Linked DNA regions of Homo sapiens: all the other regions are linked to region 1. Evidence: chromatin contacts called from ENCODE Hi-C or POLR2A ChIA-PET data. All regions are on one chromosome and are shown on one strand. The core of a region is the stretch at or near the end of the contact, and the rest is flanking DNA. Distances in the headings are between cores, read along the strand shown. Region 1 overlaps ZC3H14 (zinc finger CCCH-type containing 14). Region 2 overlaps EML5 (EMAP like 5). Region 3 holds the start of ZC3H14 (zinc finger CCCH-type containing 14).

Region 1 (2,813 bases), core at 132-2,631:
ACAGTATTTAACTGGAAGAAAGAATTGCATATTTAATGTAGTCTAATATATACACATTTGTTTAACATGTAAACAAAAGTGTTAAATTCACATATACAACATTATACAATTTAATCACTCTTGGAATAAAATTTTTATAGCCTTTTTTCTATTGGGAAAATTTGTTTAGATGTGTGCCACTCCATAGGTTTATTTCCAAAATGAATGAGCCCAACTCCATTTGTAAAAACTTGTCAGTTAGAATTCCTTTTTTTAGTGGATTAGGGCTGAATTCTTAGATCCTTATTTCTTTTCACTTTAAATGCTGCCAAAGATCACTACTCATCATTCAGGAATTCGCTGTCTAGCCTATCTGTAGTTTCCTGAAGATTGAAAATTATGTAGACTGCTATTTAAAAATATATTTTTCTAAGTGTGAGGTTTAAGATGCTGTATTGACCCTATGAGTTTTTAATGTGTTAATTATCTTTATAGCATAATAGATCGCTTTAGGTTCCTGGAATCCCATTTGGTCTGACAGGATATATGAAGATTCTTAATACCTATTTTCTGTGTCTAATACTTGGTTAATACTAAAAATAGAAATGACTAAATTACATCACAGAAAGCATAACCAGTGATTGAACCTGGTAGTTTTAAAGCTCTAAATAGCTGTGGCTGAAGGACTGATTATGGGGCTAAGAAGCTTGAAACGTAAGTTGGTACTTGTTCATCAGTGGATTCTCCTAAATTAAGCCAAATTTTGAAATACATGACTATTAAGTTTCTACTCATGTATTTACAGTCAGTCAATAAATTAAAGGAGGAAAAAAATCCCTGAACAACCTGCCCATAAAAAGAAAAATACTCTACATTTGAGCCTGCTGCAGTTTTAAATTTTCCCTCTGGGTCAAGTTTGCCAGCTTTTGGCTACAGAGAAATTATATTTCCATTACAGTGCAGGTAGAAACTCTGTAACCTTAAGCATGTAAACTACATAGAATAAAACTGTTTCCACTGCATTTCTGTCCTTCAAAGTGGCCAACCTGATTAAGTCAGCCTTAATCACTGCTGCTGTCAGTTTCACGACTAAAGGTCATATTGACTAAGTAGTCATCAGCTGACCACCTCGCTGTATCAGCCAGCAACGAGGGGAAGGTGAAGAAACATGATAGGCCATATAGAATCTGCCCTATGTTTACTTTTTTAACCCAGATAATTATTTTTGTGTGCAGTATCTAAGCTCCTGATTGTGTAACCTGGGACTTCTGGCACCTTTTGTTCCATTCATTTTATGTATAAAATGCATGCCAAAGCACACTGTGCCCTCTGGTACCCTTGCTTCCAATCGCCAACCATGCTCATTTCCTTCCTTTTTTTGTGGTCCCTTTTTGTGGTGATCATTTTAAACCACGTCATCCAACAAATGTTTTATGGTCAACCTTAGCTTGTTCATAAGCCATAGCAACTGAAAGATTAAACTCTTAAATATGTGTCTGGGCAGTGGCTATTAAATAGCAAAAAACAATCAGATTTTAGTATTTTATTATTTCCTTGTAAAATGGCTGAACTAAATTAAACCCTTGTTTCCCATTTGTTCTATAATTTATAGTGAAACTGAGAACAAAACTATCTTTATAAATGATAGCTAAAAGTATTTCCAGATATTTAAACAATTTAAAATAAATTTCTTCTGCAGAGATGCAAAGCATCTCAACACTGGAATGAACAAATGCCTTAAATTCAATGGAGTAAACCTTTAGAATGAAGAGGAACTGTCATTTCACCCAAGCCGAAGACAACAGCCTTATGCACTTGTGTGCTCTGTCTTTGCTGCTTCTCGTGTTTCAAGCCTTTCCTGTGGGATCAGCACAGCAAAGTGCAACTTACCAAATGGTTTAATGACTGGTTAATTCTTTCTTCTCCCAATGGAAAAGCAATGGCAACACAACAGTAGACTGCTGGCTTGACAATCTTAAACGTGAGCCTTTGCACATGTAGGTTTATCATCATTTGAGTATACGACTAAGCAAGTCAATGAACTTTTTTTTTTTTTTTAGCAGTTTAATTTGGTCCTGAGAATGTTGCAGTCTTTATTACCCCTTTTGCATTAATCCACTTTTCTAACCACCTTTTAAGCTTTAATTTTTAACACTATACACCAAGTCTTTGAAATCAGTGATCTGTTATTTAACTCTAAAGCATTTGACACTTCTTGCCTTAACAGTTTTAAAAACCACACACAAAAAAACTCTGTAAGTAATACAGTAGGCCAAAAGTTTCATCCTATCTATCTTGCAGTTTACCTATCTGATCTGATCTCTGTAATTATAGTTCTGTCATTTAAAATATACTATTTAAATCTAATTTTTACATTTCAAAAATTATCTTCAGTAGTAACTAAGTATATTTTCTGTGGATTCTGAGAATGTTATTTTTCAGAATGTGAGAATATATATGTACATTTATAATCTTGTGACTTTAAAGTCTGTTTTCAGATACAGTATGTAAATACTTGTAAAAAAATTTGTATAATTTTGTGATAATGTAGTTTCCCAAAAAAATTATTTAGAAGGCATTATGTTATTAGTAAATGAGAGCACTGTATAGAACTGTTCCTATTTTCTGCACTTGCCATTCCAGCTGCCTCCACTGTCCATACCCACCTCATTCATCCTGTCACAGAAGGCAGGAAAACTGGGAACTTTACCAAAGTAGCACTCAGCCTGAGAGGCCTGTATAATCATGCTTTTCAAACTAAATTCACTTAAAAATTAAAAAGCAGAATTGAATATTTTAAGCAGCCTCAGTACCTTTGGCCAATGCTGTTTTCA
Region 2 (2,813 bases), core at 234-2,733, 54 kb before region 1:
GTCTATTTTCCCAGGCACCATCAGAGGAGAAATGGCAGACTGGAGCTGCAGTGATGTCTGCTGCCCCTCGCCCAGGGAGCTCAGTCATCTGAGGCAGCAGACAGCCAAAGTGATGACAGCCGTCCCTTCCCCCAGGAACTTGGTAGTCTTCGGCAGTCTGTAGCTAAGTGGCCACTGAGAATCTGTGCAGCTCTATGCTTGGGACTCAAGGAACTGGTGGCATGGGCTCACGGAGGGGATCTCCTGATCCACCAGTTGCACAGATCCATGGAAAAAGTGTGGTTTCCCGGGCAGGATAGCACAATCACTCACTGCCTCTCTTGGCTGGGAGTAGGAGCTCCCCTTGTCCTGTGCAGCTCCCAGGTGGGCTGTCACTCCACCCTGCTTTTCCTCACTCTCCATGGGTCATGCCAACCACCTTGTCAGTCCCAATGAGAGAACCTGGATACCTCAGTTGCTGGTGCAGGATTCACTTGCCGTTTTCGGTCTTCTTGGTGGGAGCCTCTGACCACAGCTGTTTCTAGTTGGCTTTCTTGGCCCCTCCCCTTCCAAATGTGGCTTTTTTGCTCTGGGTTTCTGCTCCCCTTTTAATTTTGATAACTAGAAAATGTTTCTAATTTTTCAATGATCTCAGCTATGAATTTTAAAGGATACTTACTATATTAATCTTCCCTTAAACTCAACTTTCTACCTGCTTTATGCCTGCACCCAACCAGCAGAATAAGCATTGAGTAAAACAGGGAACTGTGATAATTGACCTCACTACTATTCTGTTTCTCTTCCCTCTTTTGTAGCAGAACTCCTCAAAATAGTTGAGGCGCCCTTCTCTGTGTGTTCACATGACAGTAGCTCCATAACCCACTCCAATTAGGCTTTTTTCCCTACTTGTCCATTTAACCTGCTGCCAATCTGTTGATCACTTCCTGGTTCTCAGTGTATTCACCTCACAGCAGTTTGTGACACAATTTATCATTCCCTTTTTTTTTTCTGAAATACTTTATTCACTTGTCTCTGGAACCCGTGCGTGTCTGTTTCTTCTCTCTACTTCACTGACTCCCTTTTTCTGTTTCCTTTGCTAGTGCTATCTCTTCTTCCTGCACTCTGCATTTAGGACTGCTCCAGCGCTTCTCCCCGGACTTTTCTTTTCATATGTACACTCACACTTTAGATTCAGTCGGTCACTGTCCAGTCAGAAGATGAGACTACAAGGCTTATTTGAACAGTGGGAATTTAATAAAAAGAATTGCTAACTAGCAAAAAGTGATTACCTACTGAAAAAGCCTTAGAGGTAGCCACCATAGAAAGCAGCAACCCTAGTACTAAGGGAGAGTGAACAAGTTAAAGGTGATTCAGACCTGTTTGGAAATGGTGTGGCTGCCACCAGAACATTCAGTGAGCTTGTGGCGAAAAAGCTTGCCAGAGGGTGCAGCCCTCAGTGGAACAGTGAGAGTAGTCACTTGGTGAAGGAGAAGCTTGCCAGAGGCAGCAGGCCAGAGCTGAATGGTCAGAACCACTGCTTGAAGAGCTTAACCTAGGGCAAAATCATTGAACTGTGAGGACTCCTGCCAGAGAATCTTCCTGAAGTCCGCAAATTGCAGCTAAATTGTTAGAGCCATTACAGTGATGGTGGAGAAACTTGCTGAAAGAGGCAGTTGGGGCTGCCACTCTGGTGAATGCCATCAGGCCCCCTTCATGCCAGTGCCCGGGCTCTGTTAGTAAAACAGCACACTGGAGGAAGGGAGTCACTTCTGTTTTGGCCTTGTAGTGTCTCTCCAGCTCCCTCTACTGGCAAGCTAGCAAAAAAGTCTGTGAGGCCCAAAGTGGCAGATTTGGAACTGAGAGGCAATAAATTAATAACCAGCACAGTCTTCCCCTCTGGCTAGTCAGGATCCACATGAACCTTTATACACACATTTGAACTTCAGTACAATCACAGAACTAACCTTATGTTTCTACCCAAAGAGATGCAGCTACCCTTGGTACAAGTGAAGTAGTTCTCACCCCTAAAGAGAGAAGACCTACGCTATTCTCAAATTTAGTCACGGTCTTATATTCTTTTAACACAAGGAATATTCTTTTAACACAAAATTGTAAAGTTAACCTCCAACAAACTTGTATAAAATATGAAGGAGAAAAAGGAGAGAAAAGTCAAATAGTTAATATACACAAATAAAGATATACATATAACAAACATTATATGCAGCTCCTGAAAAGGATTCATATATTAAATTGTCTCCTTCATGTCTTCACTTGAACTTCTCATAGGCATCTTTAACTTAATTTGTACAGAACTAAGCACTGGTGGTTCCTCCTCTAGTTTATCCCATCTCAGTAAATGGCATCACCACTCAAGCAAAACCATGCCCTTGACGCCTTTCACCCCACATCCAGTTGGTCAAAGTTCTGCCAGCTCTATCTTTGAAATATATCCAAATCCTTCCTCTTATCACCTCCACTGCTGCCACCCAGCTCCAGGTCATCATCATCTCTTGACTCTCAAATCTGAGAAATCACATCTTAGATTTCTTCATTTCCAATGTATGCTTGATAATTAAATGACTACTTGTTCTCAACTTATGCTATAACTTTTCATTCTGTATATACCCTGTCCTTTCCTCATCAGATTTCATACAAGATACCAAAATCCTTAGGGCTTTTGAATATGTTTGCTGCAACCCTTGCTGTTAGGGTAAGCCCTTTTTTGTGTTTATCAATGCAGCACTAACCCTTATTTTTACGAATGTTAACATCATTAATGACATTAATGAACGATATTAATTTATCATTAATAATAAAAATATCATTTCATATAT
Region 3 (2,813 bases), core at 133-2,632, 51 kb after region 1:
CTTGTTTACACAGTCAAAGATACTGCCACTTACCTTCCAGGATTCTCGTAGGGATTATCCTGAGTTAATACATATACAATAGTTAAGCACAGTACCTGACCCAGAGTAAACACTCAAATTATAAAAGAATAAAGAGACGGAAAAAGCCTTACTGTTTCAGAGAGAGAGGGAAAACATAAAGAGATCGGAAAATAAAACTCACTGAACCATTACAGAAGCAAATGCCAGAAAGCATCAAACATTCACATCCAACATCAGAGTTCTAAAAACAAATGTCAAGAGGAAAGTAACAAGAATAGGAAACTTTAAACAGGCATGGTGGCTCACACCAGTAATCCCCGCACTCCCAGCACCTAGGGAGGCTAAGGTCAGATAATTGCTTGAGCCCAGGAGTTAAGACCAGCCTGGGCAACGTAGCGAGACCCGTCCCTAGAATTTAAAATGAGAGAGAGAGAGAATAGGAAAAACATAAAATAAAATTCGGTCAAACAGAGCCTTAACGGAGGAAACTAAATTTCAAAACACCATAACAGAAGGAGGTTTGGGAGAAAAAAAACAAGGTTGCAAAAAGATGATAAAGAAGTAACCAGGGAGTATAAGATTTGAAGAAGGTAGAAGGGAGTCTCTCCCAATGTCCAAAGTACGGTGAGAAATACGCATTCACTAAAATTCTATTAGCTGCAAACTCTAAATTCTGTAAGACTAACAACCAAAAAAACACTTACCAACATAAGCTCCTAATTCTTGTAATTTCCCCTTAATGGCACTCTGAGAGAAAAAGAGCAAACGTGCATGTGAGAAAGGCGGCTCTAGGAAAACAAGACCGGACTCTGCAGCGGCTGAGGCCACTTTGCTGGTGCGCGCACCTCGGATCCCCCGGGCGGGGGCTGGGAGGAGCCTCGCCTGCACCGCCCCCCACCCCGCACCCCACTCCAGCTCCAGCCCCAGCCCCGCGGCGCCCACCTCCCGCAGCGGATCCAAAGCGGCGCCGTGCGCCGCGGTGGTGGCTCCAGCCGGGCCTGCGCCTGTCCTTCCATTTCCCGGCGGCTACTTCAGCCGCAGCCACGCTCCGAGGCCGCAAATGTCCCCAGGGCCGAGGCGGCCTGGACGAGGAGGAGCCGCAGCCCGCCAGGAGCGTCCAGCGGAGGCCAGGCCGCGGCGTCCACCCGGGCCCACAGTCCCCGTTACTCCTGACAACCGCCCGCTCGCCGAGACCTGGCTTCCCACCCCCGACCGGCACGGGCCTCACCCGGATCTTGCGGCTGATCTCGGTGCCGATCTCCATGGCTCTGCGGCGTGCGGGAACTCAGCACTGCGCGGCGCTTGGCTTACCCGGAGGCTGCCGCGGACTCCTACCCCGCAGCCGGGACACCACCGCCTCCTCCTCCGTTCCGCCCCCGGCCGCGCACACGGCGTATCCCCGCCCCGGCCGGCACTGCGCGCCGGAGTGAACGCGCATGCGCCCGTGTCCGCGCCTGCGCACGCCTTCTACCCGCGAAACCTGTGCTCAGGCAAGGAGGGCGGCGGCGTGCGCGTGCGGGTGGTCTTGCAGCTCCGCCTCCCGGGCACCTCGGGGACCTTTCGTTAGTCTCTCTGCTGGCCCTCCGCTTATTCATTTTATTCTCTCTTGGATGGTAAGAATGAATTAAATGTGTAGCAGAAAGATCTTGGGCTGTGATATGAGACGCGAGTTCAAATCCAGCCCTCACTTACTGTCAGTATGGTATCGGTCCAGGTATTTCAACTTTTCTTACCTGTAAAATGGAGTCTGCCCATTAGAGGTTGCACTGCAATTACCCTTGAAGGGAAAATGGACTATCCAGAGCAACAGAGCCAATCCGTCAACTCTTTGACTCTGCAGTACACTGGCCCTCCTGGGTTTGGTTCTGCCTTCCTTCTTCCAGGGCCACCCGTGGCCTCTCCCCGAGACGAATCCCATCCTCCTGCTTCTCTGAACACCCTCCGTGGGACAACACTTTTGTTCTTAGGACTTAAGTTGTCAACTCTGTGCTGATAATGACCGAATTTTCCATCAGCCTTGAATTCTCACACAAACCCCACTCCCAAATTCTAAGTAACTACTCTTATTTTCTCCCAACTCAGCGCTTAGACAGAAGTCGCCTTCATCTCCCCTTCCTCCACTCAATAGGTTACTACTGTTGATTCCCCTATTTGTATCAATAGCCGAATTCTCCCTATCCCTGATCACAAAACCTGGGAAACAGAGGAAGCACAGAGAGGTCTCCTTTCTCCCTCATATCCACTAATTCCTGAGAGTGGTCTCTGTTATCCATTGCTGCATAACAGATGACCACAAATTTAGCAGCTTAAAACACAAACGTTTATCATCTCATGGTTTCCGTGGGTCAACCTCACTGGGTCCTCTGCTCAGGGTCTCACAAGGCTACAATCGTGTCAGGCAGGCTGTATTCTCATCTGGAGGCTTGACTGAGGAGGAATCTATGTTCAGGCTCATTCAGGTTGTTAGCAAGAATTCATTTCTGGCTGAGTGCGGTGGCTCATGCCTGTAATCCCAGCAGTTTGGGAGGCTTAGGCTGGCGGATCACTTGAGACCAGGAGTTCGTGACCAGCCTGGGCAACATGGCAAAAACATGTCTCTTCAAAAGTACAAAAAATTAGCTGGGCGTGGTGGCATGCACTTCTAGTCTCAGCTAGTTGGGAAGCCGAGAGGGGAGGATTGCTTGAGCCTGGGAGGCAGAGGTTGCAGTGAGCCAAGATCATGCCACTACAGCCTTGATGAGAGAGTGAGACCCTGTCTCAGGAAAAAAAAAAATAATTCATTTCCTTGTGGC

Evidence for each region. A loop is a pair of places that touch in the nucleus more often than their neighbours do. ChIA-PET counts read pairs that join two places held with the same protein, here RNA polymerase II (POLR2A). Pooled maps may share reads with other maps.
Region 2: a loop to region 1 is called in a pooled map, with 2.3 times the contacts of the local background. The contact joins two enhancer-like sites. A Hi-C loop is called at or near these places in 3 of 37 single-sample maps with no recorded cell type and 2 of 50 pooled maps. POLR2A ChIA-PET finds 5 or more read pairs at or near these places in 1 of 52 experiments (activated T-cell).
Region 3: a loop to region 1 is called in a map of endothelial cell of umbilical vein, with 2.0 times the contacts of the local background. The contact joins the promoter of ZC3H14 here to the enhancer-like site in region 1. A Hi-C loop is called at or near these places in 7 of 168 maps with a recorded cell type or tissue (A673, HepG2, MCF 10A and 4 more), 10 of 37 single-sample maps with no recorded cell type and 8 of 50 pooled maps. POLR2A ChIA-PET finds 5 or more read pairs at or near these places in 5 of 52 experiments (GM12878, IMR-90, K562 and 2 more).

Annotation. Positions count from the first base shown.
Region 1 is chr14:88,612,204-88,615,016 of GRCh38, reverse strand. ZC3H14 (zinc finger CCCH-type containing 14) reads right to left here. Exons shown (of 17, transcript NM_024824.5): 17 at 1-2,813. It overlaps EML5 (EMAP like 5), which reads left to right. Exons shown (of 44, transcript NM_183387.3): 44 at 1-2,586. Among named protein-coding and RNA genes, the nearest start is that of ZC3H14, 51 kb to the right of the region's middle. Within about 2 kb of position 1,381, at least 6 of the 41 ENCODE cell types and tissues checked have a DNase peak (open chromatin) inside an H3K27ac peak, as active enhancers do; they include PC-3 and endothelial cell of umbilical vein, where a contact is called at or near this core.
Region 2 is chr14:88,666,609-88,669,421 of GRCh38, reverse strand. The region is part of intron 21 of EML5 (EMAP like 5); the gene reads left to right. Among named protein-coding and RNA genes, the nearest start is that of ZC3H14, 100 kb to the right of the region's middle. RefSeq lists an enhancer at 848-1,027. Within about 2 kb of position 1,483, at least 6 of the 41 ENCODE cell types and tissues checked have a DNase peak (open chromatin) inside an H3K27ac peak, as active enhancers do.
Region 3 is chr14:88,561,606-88,564,418 of GRCh38, reverse strand. ZC3H14 (zinc finger CCCH-type containing 14) reads right to left here and starts at 1,382. Exons shown (of 17, transcript NM_024824.5): 1 at 1,250-1,382; 2 at 726-768. The coding sequence starts at 1,285. RefSeq lists a silencer at 884-1,593.